Linked DNA regions of Mus musculus: all the other regions are linked to region 1. The links are chromatin loops, found by intact Hi-C in ENCODE. Cell type or tissue: heart. All regions are shown on one strand. Region 1 overlaps Gm33301 (predicted gene, 33301). Region 2 overlaps Zfpm2 (zinc finger protein, multitype 2). Region 3 overlaps Zfpm2 (zinc finger protein, multitype 2). Region 4 overlaps Zfpm2 (zinc finger protein, multitype 2). Region 5 overlaps Zfpm2 (zinc finger protein, multitype 2).

What was found. Peaks named below come from ENCODE experiments on the same cell type or tissue, not always from the same donor. Only the 100,000 strongest peaks of a DNase experiment are listed, where the experiment ranks them.
Region 2: it touches region 1 in a loop (2.8-fold over the local background); 2 of 42 quality-filtered maps call a loop at or near these places.
Region 3: a loop joins it to region 1, with 3 times the contacts of the local background. A loop is called at or near these places in 2 of 42 quality-filtered maps.
Region 4: it touches region 1 in a loop (8-fold over the local background); 26 of 42 quality-filtered maps call a loop at or near these places.
Region 5: a loop joins it to region 1, with 9 times the contacts of the local background. A loop is called at or near these places in 25 of 42 quality-filtered maps.

The regions. Positions count from the first base shown.
Region 1 is chr15:40,164,374-40,169,373 of GRCm38, reverse strand. Gm33301 (predicted gene, 33301) reads right to left here. Exons shown (of 3, transcript NR_155350.1): 2 at 4,094-4,174; 3 at 1,298-2,061. Among named protein-coding and RNA genes, the nearest start is that of Gm33301, 4.3 kb to the right of the region's middle. In heart, a CTCF peak has its summit at 2,494 (motif pointing left); no DNase peak of the experiment used is centred here; H3K27ac peaks cover 498 bases.
Region 2 is chr15:40,753,064-40,758,063 of GRCm38, reverse strand. The region is part of intron 2 of Zfpm2 (zinc finger protein, multitype 2); the gene reads right to left. Among named protein-coding and RNA genes, the nearest start is that of Gm33353, 14 kb to the right of the region's middle. In heart, no CTCF peak of the experiment used is centred here; no DNase peak of the experiment used is centred here.
Region 3 is chr15:40,759,462-40,764,461 of GRCm38, reverse strand. The region is part of intron 2 of Zfpm2 (zinc finger protein, multitype 2); the gene reads right to left. Among named protein-coding and RNA genes, the nearest start is that of Gm33353, 20 kb to the right of the region's middle. In heart, no CTCF peak of the experiment used is centred here; no DNase peak of the experiment used is centred here.
Region 4 is chr15:41,026,936-41,031,935 of GRCm38, reverse strand. All of the region lies in intron 5 of Zfpm2 (zinc finger protein, multitype 2), which reads right to left. Among named protein-coding and RNA genes, the nearest start is that of Gm46502, 140 kb to the left of the region's middle. In heart, no CTCF peak of the experiment used is centred here; a DNase peak (open chromatin) is centred at 2,015.
Region 5 is chr15:41,076,848-41,081,847 of GRCm38, reverse strand. All of the region lies in intron 5 of Zfpm2 (zinc finger protein, multitype 2), which reads right to left. Among named protein-coding and RNA genes, the nearest start is that of Gm46502, 95 kb to the left of the region's middle. In heart, a CTCF peak has its summit at 2,020 (motif pointing right); no DNase peak of the experiment used is centred here; H3K27ac peaks cover 398 bases.

The DNA of each region.
Region 1 (5,000 bases):
CTTTGGGCTAACACAATTTGTGGTGGTGATATTTGGGACTTGTGCTTCAGAAAATTTCCATGGACACATTAGCTTAGCCGGCTCCATTCTCTGTCCTCATTAGTAAGTAGCATTCAATTACTGGGTGTTGCAATGCCAAAGAGCATAAAAGAGAAGCGAAATCTCGGTAAGATCTAAGGGCAAAATGGCATTTTTATATTGCTATAAAGATTACTTAACTCTAGTGCGGTGCTAATGATCATTTCTGTGACTAAAAACATCCCCTCATGATTAATTACATAAACTCTCATCATTCCAAGCCCAACAAAGACTTTAAAACAGTTTCATGCATCTTGTGTCCCCTCTAACTTTTCCATTAAACCAGGGACTCTAGGGATTAAAGTAACCACTTTCCATTACATTAAAATGGCGTACATGGGATATTTACGCTTGTGCGTGCGAAGGGTATTTTCTCATGGAAGGGGAGGGGGGCTTCTTCTTCTTTCCTCTATACCCGCCAACTTCTATTCCCCATACTCTTGTCAAAGGTATTCCTTCCACACGGAGCGTGATATCTGCACCGTCAGTTGTTCAAATTAGATATATTGACATATACAGTAAAACTCTCTGAGTGTAACTTCAGTGTTGTTTATATCATCAATAAAGTGGACATGTTGAAGGCACTCTTCTAAAATAAGGGATTGTTTAGCAGGGAATACAAGGCAGCTGTTAACCGTGAAGCTATAAATAAATACTTGGTAAAATACAGAGCAAGAAGACAGCCCCGTGTCTTCGAAAGCCTTGAAGTTGTACTGTAAAATGACCACTATTCTTGGAATACTGTACTTGCATGCCCACAAGCTCGGATCAAAGCGTGCACTATACAGAAAGGCACTGGCTGAGTTTATATCTATGTGATAGGCTTCCAAACAGTTACTTCCCCGGACACAGGACATGTCTGTTTACTACAACTTTTCTAATGAACATGCTTTACTGTTGCTTAAGAAAAAGACATGCAAAAAAGAAATAAACAACTGAAAATAATCTTCACTTGCTGAAAGGGATCAAAGTCTGAAATCTGAGACATTTCTTGGATGATGTCCCATACTTATGAAAACGGTCTTTCACTACAGTCTGTCCACGCCGGGATCCTCTCCCTGCCCTAGTGCAGCCAGCCCCTGGGGTCTGTTTCTCTCACCAGAGTGAGCAGTGAAGTGTGGAACGACCACAGACAGCTCTCAGGGCCCACACTGCTGCAGACCTCCCCGGTGCCCCCGTTCTTGGAACTGTGGCAGAGTCAGGTGACGGCAGAAAGAAGTGAAGCCCTTATCATTCTTTATTACGCAGCTTAAGGAAGATATACAGCAGAGAGCATGGTATGGAAAAGCAGAGACAGAGGATAGCCCCTGCCTGAGACTTGGAGTCAAGCACACCCAGACATCGTGCAGTTTGAATGTGGGGTCTTTGAGACCATAGGGCATTCAGTCTGGGTCACCGGAGGCATTTCCTCTGGCATGATGCCTCGTGGTTTACAATTTCCTCTTCTTCCTTCCCGTGACTCCACTGGAGCCGGTCTGGAAGTCCAGGAGCTTCTATCTATGTGGAACAGAATTTCGTTTTCAGAAATTGAGGTCTGGGCACCTTCTGAATAGAGACTGGCAATAATCCCAAATTGCATGTTTTATTATGTGGCCTTTATTTGTGTTTCTCATGAAATGAGCTGAGACACTCAAACTCATTTCAGATAGCAGCCAAAAACCAAATGGTCACATTGTCCCTAGGTGGACGGTCAGCACATTACAGACAAGGCCGTCCAACTCCTGCGTTTGCTAGAAACGTCTTAGGGAGGACAAACCGCTTCAGTCCCTGTTTCCAGCCGAACGTAATTTTATTCCTCGGTCGCATGGCTGCCTTCACCAATAGAAAAGGTCTTTACGTCGGATTTCAAGATCTTTCTATAAGGTCGCGTTGTGGCTGCATCTAAAAATCACTTTGGAATTTCATTTAACATGAAAGAAAGCAAAAGACGTGAGCCCTTGCTGCTAGTGTTTTTCATAAGTTGAGACGTGGAACCCGCTTATCCTGTGGAAACAAAACCAAGTGTAGTTGCTGGTTGCTGCGAGAGCAATGTCTAGTAAGGATTTCCACTTTTAATCAGTTATAAGGTACAGTGACAGCCACTGCGACTAACCACACCCTGTGGGGAAATGTGAATAAGCAGTAGTAACTTCTGCCAGAATTTAGCACAGGATTAATAGCATGCCACAGCACATTGGGGCCCTTCCACCCTACCGAGACCCCAGATGAAAAATTAATTAAGCTCATACATTTAAAACTAAATGCATTTCACTCCAAATTACTGTCCCCAAAAAGTTCAGCAACAACATGAAATGCCAAAATTGTAAACTCGCATCATATGTATTCAAACCCTGGTTTAAAAAAAAAAAAAAAAAAAAAAATCAGGGAGTGGGGGAGTGGGCCAGTTATGATTGACTCAAGATCCCCATCTAGTGGCCATATCTTGAATAGCAGGCTATTTGTGTTTCTGGAGCATTTGTGAATTAAACATCTAAGACATGTGATTAGCTCATTGTTCAGAAACGAGATTCTTTCTGCCGTCTTACCCTTTCCAACTGCATTGTAAGAGACATGCCCAAAATCAGGCATCAAAAATTCAAAAACTAAAATATCTCCAGGAGTCATTTACGGCCCCCACCCCCAAGCAATTACCTTGACTCACCAATAAACTCAGTTCCTCTGTTTTCTACAGGCTGTTTCCCCGATCCACCATTGATTGCTTAACTCTCGGTGTTGATCAAAAAGGATGGGAACTTGACATGAGTTCTGTGTGGTTACACACCCGTGCCACCACAAACATGTGAAAGTCACAGGATAATTATGGGGAACCGGGGCTTTCCTGTTTTGTTTTGTTTTGTTTTGTTTTGTTTTTGTTTTTGTTTTGTTTTGTTTTCTGGAAGGTTCTTGTTTTTCCACATCTTATCCCAGCTTCTCCAGATAGATCCCAAGTGCAAACAACTCCATCTAAATGAAGCTTGGAAACAGAAGCCAAACAGCTATGCTCTGGGGTAAGGTGGAGCAGAAGTGCTGATGAAAAGACACAGAAAAATTATCCTGGGATTCCAGAATGTTCTATGCCTTAGTCAAGGTGATAATTGCATATGTATTCTTACGTGCCCTACGTGCATAGTTCATGTGAAGTTCATAAATGACGACTCTCCGTAACTTGCTTTTCCCTAGTCCTGGAAGAACAGAGGTTGTAACTACCACAAAAAATTTCTACGAACCCTCAGAAACTTGGGAAAGTGAATATCTATAAAACCTACACATTAAGAACCTGGGACTCTGCATTTCTATAATTGGACTGAAAGCCTTGAAGGCACCTCCCAGCCCAAGCTTGAAACGAGCACGAGGAATTGTTTTCTCTCGGCTTCACAGGGTGAGCGCCATTACTCTCTGAGGAGGGCCGCCTTCCAACTATCACCCGTGTAGTCAAAGGGATAATGCAGACAAGTGGAAAAACGAATGGGTGACATAATCGCCAGGAATCACACCTGTCCCCCTTTCAAGTACATCATGGAATGCTCACACTAAAGGGAACCTGCCGATCTCCAGCTTCATCTCCAGGCCTTCAAGAGAGACCTAAGGGAGACTGTGACAAGTCCAAGATCACACGACTGTCTAATAACCTAGCTAAGCCACTCAGTCCTGCTGACTTAGGAGTCTTAAAGAATGTAGGCAGGACGGTGCGGGGTGGGGTGACCCCTATACCTCTGTGAGAAGAATACCAGCTTACCAGCTTTCCTAATCCTGCACAACTTTCAGAGACCTTGTTTTAGTTCCTGAGTGGTTTTCTTCCCTTCATTTCGATTTGTGAGCCTGCTGCCCCATTTCTTCTATCCACTATTTTTTTGCTTTCCATTGTATTTTTGTTTTGCCTTCTATCTTTATTTGCTTTTCTCCATTGCATGTTCAGCTACAACCAGGATTGCTCCTGAGTTTGCTTATTGAGCTTCACAGAGATGCATGTGGTCCAACCACTGCCCTGCAGATCTTACTACGTCAAGACTGACTTGAGTTCTGCCCTCCCTCCTACCTGAGAAGAAAGATGTCAAGCAGAACCAGGAGTCTGTGTCAACAGCTTTCCCTGGAGTTGTAAAGGCGGTCTCTTCGAGTCCTGCCAGGACAGAGGGAAGACAGTGAGCCTAAGCACAAAGCCACGGGCTGGCTTCCATGTCACCACTCCAGATCTCAAGGTCCTTGGAGAAAGGTAGTCTAGATCCAAGATGACCTTGTTCCCTTCACGATCTACCAACACCAAATCAGCCTAGAAAGTGTTCTTCAGTTCCCTCTGCCTTCTCTAAGTAGGTAAGAATGATATCAAACCAGGGCACACTCATTGCCATGTGTGACACTGACAGCCACTCCTCCAGAACCCAGCTGGATTCCAACGCCCTTGGTGAGGGAACACAGCACAGGTTCACCTCCATGGTGTCATGAGGGAGCAAGCTCTGTTGAACTATCCTACGTACAATCTGGGTTTTAGTGGCCACAGTTGTTTGGAGGAGGAGAAAACACAGCACAGGAGGGAGCTTAGTTTACAGGGAAAGAGGAACTTTGGATGCCAGTTCACTCCATACCCTGATAAAGTGGATTAAAAAGGTAAAAATGATTCATGTTGATTCTAGTGTTACTTCTCAGGGTCAGGCCTGAAGTCCTGAGTTTGAGCCTCAGGACACACATGGTGGAAGGAAAAACTGACTCCAGCAAATTGTTCTCTAACTCCCACTGTCCACCTGCTTGTCAGAGGGAAGATCATGCCTGTCAGAGAGCCTACAGCCAACATTAGAAACCAGATGGGAAAGAGACTGAGGGAGTCGACTCGTAATAGATCTCCCAGGCTTGCCAGTCATACGGGGGTCAGCATCCAACTAAAGAACCTGCACACTGCAAACACACACACACACACACACACACACACAGAGAGAGAGAGAGAGAGAGAG
Region 2 (5,000 bases), 590 kb before region 1:
TACACGTAATTTTTCTTTTTCAAGGATGTGGGAATCTGTCAAAAAGACTGACCCAACTCTGCTAAGGGGGAAAGGAACGAGGTGACACAGGTTGTCCCCAAACACCCACCAAGTGCTACTGTGGAATTTATATTAATGATCTACAGATGGAGTCTCATCAAGCTCTTGGCTAAAAGGAAGATTCTGATTGGGTTATTTGTATTATTTGACAGGTTCTCCAAGGTACAGGTCTCAGTTTCCCTGCCTCCACCTTCGTTTTCTGCAGACCATTCTTCACTAGGCAAATGCAAGATGTCTCCTGTCTGCTCTTCTTCTCTAACATCCCCATGCATCCAATCTCCTTTCACAGTGCCTTTACCTATCCCACCCACAGTGGTTGGATCCTGAAGCAATAAGTCCCTGTCTCAGGCTCCCTGCTAGCCTCTGTTGTCTTTGTTTAACACTAGCCTCTCAGGTGGACACAGGGGACTAGGTTCTAGAAGCTCAGTTTCCTTACCCATTGCTCTTTATAAAGTCAAGTGTGTCCCCAAACAAAGATGTAATGCCACTCCATCACCCTGCCCTGTCCTGTTTTTCTCTTGTCCTCAACAATGTTCACCATACAAAGTATGAGTTTTTTGTTTCATTAAATTTTTCTTTTTTTCTGTATTATTCCAGGGATTTCTGCTTTGCAACCTTTCGTTGGTTCCAATCTTTCCCAATATCTCTCAGGTGTCAACACTACTTAACAATTTCTCTACCATTCTTTATAGCTAAATAGTAGGAAAAGAAGTTGGGTTTTCTGTCTCCTAATGTCAAGGCTGGTAGTTTTATATTGCCTCTTAGCTTGTTTAGAGACCATAAAATCACAAAACAATTTCTAACAACCCAATAGTAACTTTCCCAGATCATTGATATCGACAACTGAGCTGCTCGTTGACACATAGTTTTTGCAGATATCTTTTCCATAGCTCAGCAACTTACTACATTACAGTGACAGCCATCTGACACATCCTGTTCACACATCCTGTGACATGCTCCTACTATGTATCCTAAAACATATTTACTCCACTTCAGTCATTAACAAACTTACATATACCGGTAAGGAATCCCACTTTTACTAATTATTAACAGTAGGCTTAGTTTTGCCCATGTGTGAAAATATGCTCTTGTTTTCTACATAAAACAGAGATAAGTAAGTGAAATAACTCAAACAAATAATTCAGCACCACAGGAAATATGTAGCACTTATGGGCCCAGTATGGATGTCTTAGTCATCTGTAAATTCCAGGAAATAATTCTTGCTTGTTTCCTTCCTGATACAGATGCTGGGAAGGCAAAAAGCCAAGCAGCTTAGGACAAAAGAAGATGTTATGACATGAGCTATCATTTTACACTTTGTCTAATATTTTAAAATATCAGAGGTCCAAACCAGTTTGGAGGAGCATTTTATTGTAAACAAGTCTTTCTTGTGAAGATGAAGAACACAGAGATTATCCAAACCAAGTGCTGGCTTAGGAATCTTACATAGAATTATAGGCCTGAAACTCAAACAAGAATATCTCTGAGATATATTCAGGTAATTTGGAATTTAACATATTAAAGGAACATAAAATAAAGATGAGACTTCTATGTGATTTTCCCATTTTTAAACTGAGCTATGCAATATTGAATCAGAAAAAACCTGCAGCTTTAATACTACTGACATCTTCCAGATGTGCACAAAATCTTGCCCTTTAGCAAGAAACTTGATGAAACAAGTGAAATTGACAAAAATACAAAATAAAAAGTAAAATGTCATTCTAACCATAGAAAATTTCCTACATGGTATGGGCTATCACAAAAGTAGAACCTTTGGTTTACAATTAGCAGCATTTTCATAGATACTTAAAGAACAAAGCTTTTTCTCTTACTCTTCAAAAAAATTACATAGTTACTTAGAATAGCATAGAATGACTTTTATGAAAAATCAATTGCTAAAATTTGAATGAAGATACACTATCTTTATAAGTACACTTCTTATTCTTCCCTAAGCATGTGTAAATATATCATGCTTAAAAATTGAGATACTCTACTCATATATTTGTGGTATGAGATCATTACCTAATATTTTTTATTAAGGAAATACAGCTTATATCTAAAAATTTATCTATGGAAACCATTAAAATGACTAGATCATTGCTAGAATAGAATTATGAAAATATCTTCAGACAACAAAACTTCAAACAATCTTATTCACTTCTGATATAGACTGACAAGTTTAGAGTTGTTTACAAATGATCAAAATTGTGTACAAAAAATCCCATGTTTTAGTGAAATATTATTGTTAAGGAGAACATTTCATACCTCCCTTTCCAGTTACAATACTGATTTGCTTAAGCCTTAACTTCTACTACTGTAACGGCTTACCTCTTCCTTCTTCAAATACACAGGAATCATAAGCTTGTACCACTGAGGCAGTGTAGTCTTCTACATAGAGATTAAGTTCTACTTTTCTAGTGGGAATAATTTCTCTTCCAATTGTATTTACACAACACAAATTGAAGTGAGAGAAAGGGGAAGGATGAGAGAGGGAGAGATAGAGAGACAGAGAGAGACAGAGAGAGAGAGAGACAGAGAAACAGAGAGAGGCAGAGACTGAGACAGAGTCAGAGAAACAGAGAGAGATGCGGCCCTTGTATATCAAGAGGGTACAGTATCCATTAGCATTGCCTTCCTTTCACTACAGTTTCTCCTGACTTCAGAGGGAATTCCCAGCACTCATCATCTATGAGAGTAAGATAACATTATTCTTTTCTATTACCCAGGACACAGAAAAGTGAGATAGTAACATTGGCATTTATAAAGGAAATATCAAGTGAAACCAAGTTTTTATTCCCATGGAAAATTTTTAGTTTCAAAATGAACATTATGAGATTGTTTTATGATACGTATACTATATACTATTTAATGGCAAATTCTGTGCTATTGTTGGTTATACATTTAAAATATCTTAGAAATTTCCAAGTACTTTTCAAATAATCATATCCATTAAATAACAGTCATAATAATTGTAATTCAATTTTTTCTCACTTCCCAATGCCTGTCATTACATTCTCTGAATCCTGATTCCTGTTAGCGTAGATGAGTATCTCTTTCTCAAGGCCATAAATACTGTCCTTAAAAAGCCAATTGATCTAAGCCTACCTGTTTCTAACAAATCACTTAAAATGTTGTGGATTTATTAAACTCTTCTATTATACATAAACCTTCAATAGTGATCATCCCCAAATTTAAAATGCAAACAATACATGATACATATAATTAATGTAATTACTAATTGCTTTTATTTTTGATTATATTAGATACATAACTAATAATCTAAATTTCTGTCTTAACTCTTTAACCATAAGTGCCCAAAGAGAAGAGGGGGCCAGTGCCTTTCCTCCCCAGCTTGGCTCTCTATTATGATACCGTAGCATAAGGAAGATACCTTATAATAAACATAGACATGCAAATCTTGTGGAAACAAAAAGAGTAAGATGGTGTAACATGTAATTTAAAAACAAATATTCCTCAATATCTCAGCAGGTGGTTACATACATTGCTTAAACTACATGTCCTTAAGAGACAGACACAGAAATCAGAACATCTACAAGAAATATTAAACTGGCCTGAAATCTGAGTCTAGGAAAACGACCTTTTGTTCTTCTAATTTTCAGTCAAATTTGTCTGATTGGGAGACAAGCACCATGTCACAAGGCCACTGTTGGCTTTCTGGGAAATCCCAGTGAGGCTAGAGCTCTGCTGAACTGAGGGGCAAAATAAGTGGTGTTGCTTCGTTTCTAAGATGCCATCAATGGGAGAAGGCAATGCTGAAACTTCCAAATTATTCTATAAATACGTGAGACCATCAGGCTATGTTCAACTGTCCATTTAAAGATATTATATCAGCATTCTTGATTTTAGACTGTGAGTCCAATCAGCACACACTCATAAGCTCATGTCACTTCTCTGAACTGTCTGACTGAAAATGACATTCTTCCACAAGTATCACACACACACACACACACACACACACACACACACACAGTATTGACAGTTGTGGACAGACACACAGACATTCAGTCAGTTGGCTCTCTGGGATGCTTTCATGCTTCATTGGCAGAAGCAGATTTTGTAAACCTAGAAAAATCATTCCAACATACGTGACATCATGTGACAGCGTAGGAGGAAAAGAAGTCCTTCCTCACTGGGAAGGTCAAACAAACTAGTAAAAATAAAAAATAAAAGTATTATAGGAAACAAAATATTCATTTTAGAAAAAATCTGAGGAAAAGCAGTGATGCCAGGTAATGTCATATTAATGATCAAAGTCAAGGTTAGAAATAAACTGAGACTTATCTAGAGTACTTCTTGGATTATAGTGTGTTTGTGTTTCTCTGTGTGTATGTGTGTGTATATGTAAGTATATGTGTTATGTGAGTGTGTGCATGTGTAGGTATGTGTATGCATGTGTGTTTGTGTGTGCTTGTGTGTGTCCAATGAGTATGCATAGAAGAAAAGATCACGCTAAGAAGCTATCAATAGCCTAAGAGGGAGTAGTGTTAAAAGTTAAAGTAAGCACCCACAGTACTAAGTTTTCAGGACTGAGCCAGACTTGGGCTCAGGTGCTGTCTGCATCACTCAGTGCTTATATCCAGTATTAGAGCTATGCACACTCTTGGAGTTGAAAGAAGAAGAACTCGTTAAAAGAAAAAGAACTTTGGTAAACATCAAATATGTTATAACTAGTTAGCCAACTAACAAGAAAATTAACTCAGGGAACGTGCCAACTGATATTAAAATATTTGAATATAAAAGCAGATTACTATCAAAACAAAATAGTTTATTCCAATGACAAAAGAGCTTCTTATTTCTTAAATAATTTTCCATATTAACAGATAATGGTATTGTATATCAGCACTGGTCCATGCTAAGGTAAATAGAAATTTACAAAAACTAAGTGGATTTTGTGGATTCCTTTCCTACATGCAGCCATC
Region 3 (5,000 bases), 600 kb before region 1:
CACAGACAGTACCCACAACATCTTCCAGACATTCAGAAACATGTGGGAACTCTCTCCTCCCCACAGTACTTTAAAAACTGGGCATTTCCGGACTCTCTCTAGATTCTTTGGACTCTGAGAGTTTAGTCAAATTTGATAGATGTGGGACTTATGTATTGACTTCAAATATAAATTTGAAGATTTGTATTGAAACCTAAAGCCAAATAGCACTCTTCACCACTGTTGACTGCTGTGAGTTTACTTCCACTGACTGTGGTTGTAAATAGGTTGATTTGGACCTGTGTGACCTAAGAATGTGGGTGCCACTCACTAAGAACATAAATTGACAATTATTGGAAGATAGCAGCTTGGGGCAACCGAAGCTATAGCTTTCTAACTCTCAGTGGAAACAGACCTCTGAATGCTAAGTGAGGACCAGAACCCCCTTTCCGATTAAATTTGCAGTTCTGCCCAGAGTGCTGAGAAATTTGGGTAATGTTGTCAAACCAGCCCAGGAATTCTGAAGCAATCACCCACATTTATTTAAATTATTTGAATTTCAGATTTGTTTAGCACTGTTTTGGACTGTTCTGGGTCTATTATTTGATATAAAACTAATTAAGCAATTGTAAATTTAACTGCAAAGGGGAATTAATACATGTATCATCTGTTTGGTCTTGTGAAATATGAACATAGCATATATACTACATAATTTTCAAAATTTATTTTCATTAATGGTCTGATATTTTGGGGGTCACCTCAAATGCCTCAACACAACTATTTTTACTATTCAGAAAACATCATTCTTTCTAAAATGGATTTTCCTAAGAATGTAAACTATTTCTTGTCTTTTTATATACACTGCTGTAGAATTATTGTTTCTTACTAAGGAGAAACCACTTGAATTAGAGGGCTTTTAGGGGCCGCTGTAGAACCTAGTGCAGCAGAAACTTCCTGAAAACAATGAGCATGACCCTATTGAGGACTTGTAGTAACAGAAGATCCAGAGCCTGAACTAGCCATCTTCTGTAGCCAAGCAAAGCATCCAGTGATGGGACTGGGACACCATCTCAGCCAGAAACCCATCAATCTATAACCTGTTCTGCCTGCAAGATGTGTTGGGCCAATAGTGTCTCAGAGCTTGTGGGAGTAGCCAACCAATGACTAATCATATGGAGGCCCACAACAGAAGAGAGAGAGCCCATAGCCCACGTTGTCTGGATGGCCCTAAATCAACCTGAAGATGGATGGTACAGAAACCTATGCTAGAACAAAAGAGTACTGGCTGAAAAGAAAAATAAAAATAAAAAAACAAGGTCAAGAATCAATGAAATGATTCCTTATGATACTCTGTTGTGATTAAATAATCAGAGTATATGTCGTGCTCAATCACCACCAGAGAGAGTCCCTCTAGCAGCTGGTGTGGATAGAGACTCACAGCCAAATATTAGGCAGAGCTTGAGGGGGAGGAAGAAATGTTGGAGATAGAGGGCTTGAGGACATGAGAAGAACACTGCCCACAGAATCAATTAAGCAGAGCTCATAGCAGCCCACTGAGACTGACGTGGCAATCCCAAGAGTCCACATACATCCTCTGCATATATGATCTGATTTTTAGCACGGAGGTTTCTGTGGGACTCGTAACAGTGTAAGTAGGGACGACTTAGCTTCTTTTACCTACTCTTGGGACCCTTTCCCTTCTACTGTGTTGCCTCATCCAGCCTTAATGAGGATTTGTGTCTAGTTTGACTGCATCTTGTTAGGCCACATTCAGTTACTATCCCCGGAGGCCTGTTCTTTCCTAAGGAGAGACAGAAGAGGAGTTGACGTGGAGGACATGGGATGTGCAGGCTGGAACTGGGAGAGGTAGGTGGAGGAGAAGCTGCCATTGGGACGTATTTCACAGGAGAAGAATGAATAAAAAGACAAAATAGTGACTATATACTGGTTTATCCACAGTTGTCGGCTTCCAGGATAGGACAGGAAAGCACAATAAAGTCTAAAGCAGGCACATGGAGGCTGAGGAACACCCCGTCATTAACCCAGGCTTCTCACTGTGTCCACACATTGTGTGCACTCCTTCATTTTAGTTGAGCATTCTAAGAGATGAACATATTCTTCATGTAGCCCTTCTTCTGACTCTAAACTATGCATTAAGTCTCTCTACATACAACAATGCTCACATATCACATCAAATCATATAGATTTTCAGTGTTGGTTAGCTAGTATGGAGTGTAATTTACATAGATAAAAACCCTAAAAGTTAGTCGAAGACCCCAAGTAAAGGGCCATATGCTAATTCCAGTGCAACAATTGAAATGGCATCAAATGTTATTGTCAAACCCTTGGAGGAATGGAGGATGCTCTTGTGTGTCGCAGCTGGTGATTTCTCCCTTGATAAATCGATGCCTTTAATCCTTAAAAAGATCTTCCCTTCTCACTGTCAGAAATATATAACCACAGGCAGGCTAGTGTCTGCATTTCTGCTTTCCATGTCGGCTATGTGCATAAGACTTGGTAAGATACAGCCACTGTCAGGTTTCTGAAGAGTTCCTTGTCTAATCTTTCTGCCCCTCCAGATCTTCGATATAGAACCTGTTAGAATGGATTGCTTGCTTTTCCAGTTCCTGTGTTTATCTCGCTTCCTCTCTCGCCATCTGCTGTACTGCATTTCCTTTAGAAGAGTGAAAAGTTTTCACAGTGCCTGGAGCTCTGCCTGCAAACAATGCCCCCTTCCTCTCTTCCTTCCTTCCTTTCCCTGCTTTTTACTTAGGTTTATTTTGTGTTAAGGTCAAAGTGTTTCAAAAGAGTTCAATCTGCAAACATTTCCATGCGGCTGAAATTCCTATCCAAATAGTCGTGATGGACTTGAAAACACCCTGCTCATTTATCACTGGCTTCAGCCCAAGTGCACACACTCTGGTATGCCTCTGGTTCTTTGGGTTGTCTTCAACAAGAGGACAAGGAGCAGACAGTGAGAAACGGTGGCGTATTCCATGTTGCCATACAAGGTGACATAATGATTGGTCACAAAGACTTTCAATATAGTACACACATGATTGATACACCCTATCTAGGTACTGAAATATTGTTTTTCATTCACTATGATTTCAAAGAGACACTAAATGATAGAAAATTTTAAGTATGTTTCTCATTCATTTACTTAATCCTTGGTGGGCTTTTTTTTGGGGGGGGTTATAAAAAGCATAGTTTTTTACTGGTGGATATGTAAGGGTGTTGTTGGTTTGTTTGCTTCTTAGAAAGCCCATTTTAAAATATCATGTGATAGTAAGGTTTGGAATTCTTCATGTTTCCAGCTCCTTCTAAAAGAATTATTTAACAATACATTTTCCTTGCCCTCCTCATTTTTATGTGATCTTAGCCTTTAGTAGTTTTGTACTTTGACGAAGGCAACAAACCTACAGAAGTTAAACTGAAAATGACATCTACCCTGCATGACAGTGAGCTGATTTAAAAATGGTATATAGGCAACAAACTTCCTGACTTTCGAGGACAAACAGAAAATGAAGGTTGTTATTACCATTATTATAATTACTATAATTGGTGCATAGTTTCAATACTGATCTGTCTAATCTCAGAAAAGTGCTGAGGCAGCAATCTGCATTCATCAGCAGCATTTATTGTTACTGCGCATCTAGCTATTTTTATTTGACCTTTTAAGAACAACAAAAAAGTGACTGATTTTATTACTATAATTAAATTCATCATATCACAGCGTTCCCTATTTCTTTCTACACTCTCTATGTTTAGGGCTACCAGAGATAAAGATTATCCCATCAGGTAATGGATGGGCAAATGCCTAATGCTGCCTGTTGCTTTGCCAATGATAACAAAAACACTGAGAGAATTTTACATACTAACAAGAAAATGCAAATTTTTATGTGAGAAGATTAAGAGCTTTGAAAACCTATTTGATTTAAATTTACTAAATAGTAGGGCAGAACCAGGAAACACTTTGGAAATCGCTTGGGATGCTAAAAGATATAGAGGAGAGGAGACACTGCTATTTCCAAGAAATGTTTCCTACAGTGTGAACATTTTCTCTTAAACCCTAAATGCAATCAACAGTTAACATGCAGGGTTGTGAATCAAGTTAATTCATATGGTTAAAGTAAATTGGCTACCCAGGCTTTACCAAAGCTATTCAAACTTGTAATTTTTTTTTCGAAATAGAAAAATAAATAGGGTTAATAGAGACAAATGCTAGGCAAACATGAGGGTGCTACTCAAATACAAATGTAAGCAAATAACACTGAGATAAACAGACTTTAAGCATAATCACAATTTCATCAAAAATGCTTTCTTAAGAAACACTGAATCTTCATTCAGACCAAAACATCACCAAGAACATGGGCATACAAAGAAGTTCTCTTTTATATTATTCAGCTAAATTTAATGGTTAATTAATCCAATATCAAGACTAAAGCTGAAAGAGCCAATCAATGATATATAAATAGAATATCAGGGGATGATTAAATAGATTATTCTTCTTCAGATGACTCTTAACATTCAGAAACAACAAATCTAAATAAATCTTCCAAGTCAAAAAAGCTTCTTGCTCTTTCAGAAACCTTACATTTTAAAGCTGTGAACTTGTTTTCTAAATTATAATAAAATGATCTTCATAGTAATTTTCATTCCTGCTGTTACAAACATATTGCTTACTTAAAATAAGGATGACATTGAAAAGGAGCAGATACCTCCTAAGCCTTATGTGTTTAGTTGGACAAAAAGAAAGACACTTTATTATAGCACGAGAATATATCAGAAATTCTAACAGATGAATATTGATCATGGTTTACCAAACTTGAATTTATTTTTCAAATTAACATTGGAAGATTGCACATGTGTGATTCTGGCATCCATTTCACGGGAATAAAATGCACTGAGATTGTCATACACAACAAAACAAAACTCCTAGGATATGCTATCATCCGTGACTCCTGTAAACACTACAGTGTGAACCATTTCATACAATGGGTAAAATCAATCAGTTTTCA
Region 4 (5,000 bases), 860 kb before region 1:
TGTGACTAAGCTTTTCAACAGCAAAAGATTTATCCCACATCAACACTCATCTAGGGGAATCTTCGGTCTAAGTCCTATGATATATATGTGAAGGGCATTCATTGTGAAGGGCACCGAGAGAGTATGATGAAAGGAAGGTGTTCAGGAAAGAGCTGACGCCTCGGCTTTTCTGTCCTTGGACACATCTCTAGGGTGCTGGTTACCAAAGTTCAGTCTAATATCAGATTGCTAAAGGACCTCACATTTTAAAAAAAGTCAACATATTTTCCATAATTTAAATGTGTCCTTGTAAACTGTCCAGCTTCCTGCGACGTCAAAAGGAAATCATGTAGACTTGGCACACATTATTCTTAGATGCAAATTAGCTAATGAAATAACTCTCTTCTCATGTTGATCTATCAAGGCTGTTGAAATTAATTCAAGATTAGAATCTGTCATAAAATATTAATCACAGGGCCTATTGGCCCAGAGATCCCTGCTAGCCATGATGCTATCCAAGCCTGTTGCCTTTGATTGAATCTAGCATCAGTTTCTTTTACAGTGAATCAAGTAAAGACAAACAATAGTAACAGTGTTGCTAAAGAGCACAGTGACAATTACTAATGTGCGATAGGTTTTACTTTTTTATTGAACACTGGTGATTAATGCTTCTATGTACAATGTTAAGTCATTCTCCAAAAATTGTAAGATTCTGTTATTATAATCCCAATATTATATAGGTGTAAACTGAGGTTTACAAAGTTGATTAATATATCTAAAGCAAAAAGCTAATCAACAAAGGAGTGAAAAAACTACCCCAAACGTGTCTAATCCAGAATTCATGATACTGAGCATTTTAGGACCTCTCTACAAAAGCTTGAGTTATTTATGGTTATGCCTTTTGTTTGACTTGTCATGGAAGGGGTGCACTGCTGTGGTCAAATTTATATCAAAGAACTAGTGTAGAACCACCAATGCTTCCAACTATCACAGAATGAACGTACCACATTATCACCTTGAAACATCTCAATTACTAACTTCACAATTTAACTGACGACTAAGCTGAAGGCAAAGCTAAGTCAGACATTACTACCTTTGCCTTCAACTCAGTTGTCAGTTAAATTGTGTTTGGGTAAATATGTAAGCTTTGCAACTGATATCAGGGAGATTGTTACAGATTTGAAGACAATGTATACTTGAACATCACAGGTGCTAAAAAACCAATCTTACAAGAGTGGTTTGGGGACACATATAGTTTAGGCAATGGGAGTGACATGGGAGTAGTATATTTCACAGCAGTAGATCCTGGGTGTTGGCTAGAATCTGACTTTTATCAACGGATCATCTTTAATACATCAGTTCTTGACAACTAACTGGGTCTTGTCAAGTGAAGACAAAAATCATGTGCGAGACAGGGGATACAAACTTATAGTACAATGAGGTATGACTGTGAGGAAATAAACAGGAGGATTGCAAAGATTGAACTAAGGCAGTTTCCATTTTGAAAAGACATTTGTGAAGACAGAATCAAGGCAAGGACCCAATACAATGGAAATATATATGTATAAAGTGAAAAGGTACAAAATTATATTACATTTATGATTAACACTGAACAATTTCCTCTAGAAAAATGAGAACTGTACGTTACTTGTTTGTTTATGTTTCTTCCATCAATGCTTTGAACTTACAGAAAGCCTTTTGAAAGTCATAATTTCACTTGTGCTTTTTAGTACAAGCCTTCAGAGTACAATCATGTCTTTGAACAATGTGCCAGATGGTTAGATAAACACAGCTACCATCAGATGGGTGAATGGCTTCATTTTTCATCTTCCTACAGCTTGAAAATGGATATACAGTAAAGCTCTCATGTTCTCATGAAATGTGAGGATTCTTCTTCAGGACTAATCTTTCTCCATCAGGCAGAAAATCCTGGTATCAACTAACCAAAGATTACTCAAATTGTCTCCTGGACTCTAGCTGTCTCCTCCTTAGCCCCAACACCCTCAACCCCGTTAGAGGCATGAGCGAGGCTGAGCAGCGACCACCAGGTGGCGCCAACCTACAATCAGGGAACAACATATTTATTGAGGCCCAATGTTTTTGCCAGGATTACTATGACTAATTATGATCTCACATATTTGGTGACTAAGTTTTCAGACCCTGCTGATATTATTCTACAGATAATAAAATTAAGTTGTATAGTTTATTCATGTTTATACAGTATGCTACTGTCTATAGTCCAAAGTCAGGCTCCACAGTAAGTATATAATCAGGAGTCTAGGAGCTCACAGTCCAATATAGCTCCCTTCTACCCACGGTATGAGGTAGAACTGACCATTTCGGAGCCTATGCAATCAACTACAACTCATTTATGCTGCACTGAGACCGAAGGACTATGTTGTGTAAGCATGAAAGAAAATAAAATCCAAACAAACAAAGCTCAAGGTGTGTTGCTAATACACTCACTCATACTCTGATTTCGTGTATTAATCATGGACATTTTTTTCTGTAATGAATACTCAATAATTCAATCAATATTTCTCTGGGGATCAGCCGTTACTCATCACGCAGGAAGCTTTGACTCCAATCTAAAGAACCATCAGACCTCGTGTTCAGGAGTAGAGGCAGGAGAATCTCAAGTTCAAAGCCATCCTCCTTTCCTACTGTGCAAGACTGTAGATCGTTTTAGTAACATGTCTCAAAAGAAGAAAAGAAAACAAACAAACAAATGAAACAAAACCCTAACCACCACCGAAGTCTAGGAACACCATTCCACGTAATTTAACAGCTATCTGACAAGAATTGGTAAAATATCCACCCCAAGGTGAGTATGATGGAGACTATGGAAAACACTGTCATGGTTTCTAATGTAAAGGACTGAGTAACCTATTAGTGGAGTTGAAATAAATGGAAACAGGGGAGGGGAACGCAGATAATGTAAGACGAGTATTAGACGCAATGACAACGCAGCTCTTATCAGAGAACATGGAAGTGACTGAGCCCAGGGATGACGAGCACAATCTTATACAAAAGACTAAGAGTTTGATTTTTTTGTCACGAAGGGAGGCTGTGATATAAACACTCTGAAAAGAAAGAGCTGTTAGCCATTCGGCTTCATCTCTTTGCTTTCCTCTGACTCAGTGGTTCCATTTGGGTTAATTCGATCCTTGACGCTCCCAGCAGATTCTTATCAGGGCAGTTTTGTAATAGCTGCTGACCTATCAGTGGGGAATATTGAGAGACATGCACGGAGTATAATTTTTCAGCAGCCACAGGGCAGGTGATGCTGGAAAGGCAGCTCTCTTTTAAATGTATCAGCACTTCCAAGTCTGCAGCGCATAAAAGTTGCTCACAGTTTGTATCTGTGCCAGGAAGATGAAGGCAATGCCTGCTCCACACACCAGTGGTGAGATGTGTGATTTCACCCTTGGAGAATGTGACAGAGTAATCGACTTTGATGATTAATCCATTGTCACAGGAGGCTCAGCATTGGTGGAGATGAATTTGCTGCCTTAAGTGACTCCCCTGTTGTGCTGCATTCTTTAAAACTCTTAGGGAGTTGATACACGGTGAGAGGGGATGAGACTGCAAACCTCAGGAAGTCACTCCGACTCTTTTAGACTTGTGAAAAAGCACACAAGGCAGCTACATGTTTTCTTTGGGCGTCCAGATTTGACTAAATCAAGGGATCTTAGAGAATACATCCCTTCTGGGAAATTCTTGATAATAGGAACACATGATCTCACACAAGGTTTAGAAGACTTCCTGTAAATCATGGAAAGTGTGTTAGAGGGGCTCTGCGGGGCACTGCTTCGTTATTAACATACCTGACCCAGTATTATCACATGTAGTATATGAGTCACATACACTAACATATCATGTATAACACAATGGGCGTATATATTTCTTCACATATATGCATGTTAATGAAAGTCACATAAACAGATGAATACATGCTACAAGTTACTTCTTACAAGTCAAACCAAGAGAAGTCATTTTGCCTGCTAGCGTCCCTTTTCCCTGACCTCCAAATGGACATGGTTTCAGATTATGAAAAACTACTTGAGAATTTAGCCATTCTGTCTTTGAGAGAAAAGACAATAATATTATATTTATAATTTATTAATACATATTATATTAGAGGCTACATATAGCTCAGGTGGACTGAATAGGAAATTGTAGGCTTCTTGGCCCAAACCCCAGAACTTCTGAATCAGGAGGTCTGGATCAAGGTCTGAGAAATCTACAGGCCTCCTCTCAGCAGAGGAGTCTGGAGCAGATTGTCTGAAAACCACATTTTGACAATACAAAAAAAATTGTAACTGAATAAGTTAGATGTAGACTGGGATTTAGCTCTATCACTCTGTGGCTATTTATCACTAAACAAAACCATTAAAATATATAAACTTTAGTTTCAATGACAGCCTAATAAAATGTTTACTATTTGACCCCCTAAAAACATGTATGAATGAGAGTATATAGACACACATATAAAGGCTTCCTAATATATTTGTAGAAATCACATGTAGTACATAATACAAACCAAATAATAAAACATATAGCTGTCTCTCAGCACAGCAAGTTAGAATGCACTTTCTGGTCTTTGAGCAATTTTTGTTTCCATAGTCAGACTAAGTTGTAGATGACCGACAGCTGTTGTTCTAATATGACTGCTGCTCCCTTGTTCTGGTGTCCTCGCAAGGCTAAAGTGAAACACCAAAGACATATATCAGAACATAGTGCTTGCCTTAGGGATGAGCAGTGACTTCATGGGACAAGGTCAGACCTTTAAATACCACAATGTGATTTTCTCTAAATTTTGCATTTTTCCCAGTGGGCTAGCTAGATAAGGAACATTGTAAAGTTTAACTGACATTATTTAAACAATTCTCTTGATTTCTCTAGGTAAGAAACAAATAATACTCAGTTTGTAGCTTGTGCCAATTTACATAAAACAAACATCATTACCATGGCCAAATTTAATCTAGCAATGTGATGCTGATACACCTTCATAGACAACA
Region 5 (5,000 bases), 910 kb before region 1:
ATGAAGCACTCAGAACTCCCCTAAGTGATGATCTTAAGAGATCTGTGGGCAAAAGCAGCCAGGAGAGGGGATTGCATCTTTCTGCAAGCCATCTTTAGTCAACATATTCCATACCTTGGTAAAGTTTATTAGCTTTTAAATATATTTACCCAAATGTTCTCCTAACAAAACATGATACTTATCAAAAAAAAAAAAATCCCAACAACCATACAGTATTAAGCAATCTGTGATGCTTGGAAAATTAAAAATTATAAGTACTATGCATTATTTTCATGCTCTTTTGTTGCCCAGAGCATGTTTCCTGTTTCAGTGTTTCTCTCTTCTCAGGGAGCATTTTATCTGTCCATAAAAGCTCAGTAATTCTGAAGGAGATCATGGGTCGAATGTGTCCTACAGTAAACAATGGCTATCATTTGTAATTAGGGTTCAAGTTCTAAAGATGACAATGTGTGTTGGGTTTTCTTATTGCAACATATAATTTTAAATTAATGTTTATGCTTTTATTTCACTTTATATGAGCTTTCCTTTGAGTAATTATTTTTCTTTACAATCAACTGTTAAATATAACGGAACTAATAATTTCCCGCTGTGGAAAAATGACAATGGCGTGCATGCACCTGTTTTTTACTCTATCTGGTTTGGCAAACAAAGTTAATGGGAAACAGGGATTCTAACTTTCTTCCCGGGCTGGGGAGGACCGGAAGTGTAGGCAGAACTGCGTGAGATTCTGTTGCTTTAGCATTGGAAACATGAAATATTTGAACAAAGCCTTGTTATCAATTTCAAGTAACACAAAAATCATCCATGATGCTAATAGTGCGATGTACAATTTCTACCAAAACATCTTTTCTTTTTATCCACTTTTCCAGAATTGAAAATTCTTTAAATTGTGGAGCTTTAAAATTTTTTTTTAAAAGATGAGTAGCAGCTGTGGGTCGTGGTTGTGCTTCGGTGCGCTGTGACTTAGTGTGTCTTTTATTATGTTTAAGGAAGCTCATAACTAGTATAGTTTTAGTAATTATATGTTATTTAAGATTATATAATCTAATACATAAGATTAAAATCTGGTGTCTCTTTTTCTTTTCTTTTCTTTCTTTCTTTTTTTATTTAAAAGGTTTATTTATTTTATGTATTCACCATTGTTCTCTTCAGACACCAGAAGAGGGCATCAGACCCTATTTCAGATGGTTGTGAGCCACCATGTGGTTGCTAGGAATTGAACTCAGGACCTCTGGAAGAGCAAGCAGTCAGTGCTCTTAACCACTGAGCCATCTCTCCAGCCCAAATCTGACATTCTTAAGTTGCTCATAAACGTATAGAACAGTGGTGTGATGCTTCATTTATTTGGGTTCTATTTCATTAATTTTTGCTTACGTCATGGTGTAGGTAAATTCAGAGAATTTTAATAATTCTAACTTAACCTTTAAAGCATAATTTATTTTTATTTCAAGTGTGTGACTGTTTTGCATACATGTATATCTGTGTACCATGTGTATGCCGGTGCCCAAGGAGGCAAGAAAACCATCAGATCCCCCAGTACCTGAGCTGTGGATGAATGTGAACTGCTGTGTAAGTTCTGGGAATTGAAGCTGGGTTCTTTGTAAGTGCAGCCAGTGCTCTAACCACTGGGCAATCTCTATTCACAGCCCTAATTTTTGCATTAGTATCTAAAACTTTCACGATAGTTTATTACAAATAAAATCTTTTTTGAAAAGCCACAGTATTTCTACCATAAGGCAAATTGTAGCATTATGATATAACAGTTTGTAATAATAAATACTTCCAGGTAAAATATGGATATTTATAGCTCATTTATAAATAATGCAACTTTTGACTTTATTCATGATACTCTCTCTGTGCATTGACATAAGATTATCGATGTGTGTATTAGAATATTATTTATAGATATAACTATATATGTGATCTTTAATAATTTACATATCTTTTCTAATCTTAATTTTGAATGACTGACTTGTTAGGGAAGAATATAGTGTTGAAAAAAGAAACAGCCAGCAGGTGGCGCTCAGTGCACACTGTGAAGGAAAGACCGAGGAAAAGAAAATGCAGGTTTTATTTATTTAATTCTACCTGAAATGTTGAAGTTGCTACACTGAGCTTTATAATCCCTAAAGATTTATGTTAATTGACTAAACAACTTTGTAGTAATTTACAGACTATTCTCCAATGCTCATCTGAATGCCCCTGCATTCAACTCACGCACCCTTGTCAAGATAACAAAACATAAAGATGTAACATCCCCACACCCCTAACAGGGAAAGAACGGAAGCCTGGGTTGCTGAAGTATAACAAACGCTATCCAAATGAACAGGTCTAATACGTTTGCTTGTTAATATGTAGCAACTCCCATTCCTCTGCTTTTTAGCGTCTTTCTTTATTCTATAAAGGATACAAAAGTCTCCTGTTTAAAGAGTTCCATTCTATATCATAGACATTTTAGAGCTCTACCTTTAAGAACGTGCTTTGAGCAGACATTTGATGCTTACTGAAATGAGTGTGCTGCTGCTGCTGAATCGCAAGGAAAGTTAACTGTTTGTGCCAAAGGAGAAACAATTGTGACAAGCATAAGCATTAAAGATTGTTATGTCTGTAAAATTAATGTGACACTTTCCAGGCCTATAGTCAAATGCATGAGAAAGATTTTGCTTGAACATACACCTACATTCCTCTGAACACATCTGCTTCCTTGTCTTCCTATCATTCTGTGACAAGGGGAGTTATCTTTCCCACTTAATTTTATGTTAGGTGTATCAAAGGTACTCTCAAGTCTCTACATTCTGAATACCTGTTTGTCATAAGTAAAAATCCTCAACTAGCGTTCTGGTGGTCAGGTGGCTTAGCATGGTCTTTTCCCGCAAGGTCTTCATTGCTGAATTTCAGGCAAAGTCATTTAAGCAGTCTGGAAAACCTTCATGGGATTATGGGTAATCAGCACGAACTTGAGTCCCACCATCACCAGGAAGGGCTCCTCAAGCGAGTGATTTCAGGATGTGCACAATGGAGTGAGTTTCTACATATCTTCTTGCTATATAAGAAGATGAGGCTCTCTCACAAGCCACATGGGCATTCGCCCAAGAATGGAAGCTAAAAACAATTAGTCAAGAGCATCATAGCATCACAAGGTAGGAAACAGTTTTTCAAGTAATTGAAATCCACAAATAGAAAGGGAGTCCTAGCTATGGCTTGTGCTTTGACAGTCTGACATTCAAGGTCAGCCCGTCTCAGTCCAGTTAGGATGGGCAGCGTGGAAGGCAGGGTGGCTTTCTGCCAAGGAAGTTGCAGATGACTGGACAATCCACTGCAAATCTCAACTTTTTCCATGTATGACTATGAAACTAGAGCAAAATAATTTTCTAAGACTTGCATGGCCTTCTGTTCCATTTTATTGTGCAGTTTGCAATGACAAATTTTACTATTCACTAATTGGCACAAAAGGGTCAATCTGACAGCAGCTATTGTTTCCACTAAGATTAGCAGTGCAACCCATGGTCTTAATCCAAAAATAGGTATATGTCTGTAGGCTGGTGTCACTTCGTTATAGAAAAATGTGGTATTATTCTCTTGGTGCTTACAAGGAGACCTCTTTTTGGTATTTTATGGTTATTTCTTATTTGGGCCATGTGATGATAGAATTGGGCAGAATGGGTTCTTGATTTCCTATATGAGTCTCAATGGAGGGTGGGAGGGAGCACAAAACCAAGACAGAGTGGATTTTCTACAGATGAAATTCTCAAGCGGAGTATAGCAAGGCAGGCAAGGGATCAGGACAGGAGAGCAACTGCAGAGAAAGACTCCATTCGTGAGAGGGCTGCGTCTTATCTGGAAGACCATCACAAACAGACAGGACAGCAGGACAGCAGCCTGGCTGGCATCCTCCTCTTTTTTTTGTCACATTCTAGTGTTTGCATCATAAGGCATCTAGGAATGAGTAGAGCAAGCAGGAGAACAGTGGTGCTTAGAGGACAGGCCAGGAGGTGGGCATTGCTCTGGGGCAGCCTGAGAAGGGTCATGTGCCCTTACTGAGCTAACCAAGCCTCTAGTTAACCTCCAACACGTTCACTTAAAGGGTATACATATATACATACATATGTATGCATATGTATGTATAGGTATATGTGTGTGTATGTGTGTTTGTGCGTATTTGTTTTTCTTTGATTATTCGGTATTTGACAACCACTCATCCAGAAAGCCTGACTACCTCATTAACAAGATAGTGTCTTTTAGAGCATAATTATGGCACAGTTTGAGTAAAATTGTTTAAACACAGTGTATGTTTTTATTTCTTTTTACAGTACTGGAGAAAGATTCTTGATCATAAGCTGTCAGTTGAATCAAATTTAGGAATAATGAATGGAAATACATTTTGCACAAAATTCATTTTGCTTTAGTGTGTACTCTCTCCCCCCAATTTACTTGAGATTGAACTCTATATTGTTAAGAAGCTAGAAGGCTAGCACTGAGTGGGGCCCTAGTGCGCCATACTCATGGGCCAGTTCAGATCTCTAAGTGTCAGCAGACAAAGCCACCATCATGAGGCTCCTCTGAGAGAAATGCTCCTAGGAGACGTTCAGAGAAGTCTATTAGTGGTCTGTCTGGTTACCAAGACCGGGTTCTCACATTAATCTCATGATTCATTATCTTGAGCTTAGCAAATCAAGAACAGCTTAAACAAACCAAAACCAAAACCAAAACCAAAACCAAAACCAAAACCAAAACCAAAACCAACCAACCAACCAAAAACAGATTTCTGTCTATTCTGCCTATAATCTGAAAAAAAAAAAAAAAGAAAATGAAGGTGGATTTGGGTTTTTTTGTTTGTTTGTTTTTATAAAGAGGTTATAGTTTCTTTCAATAAAATTTAAGTCAGGTAAGGAAGGGATGGCTTATTGTCTTTCTTTATAGAACTAAGTTGGAAATGAAGAAGGAGCTGAAATGGGGACTATTTCTGTTTGTTTGTTTGTTTGTTTTGTTTTGTTTTGTTT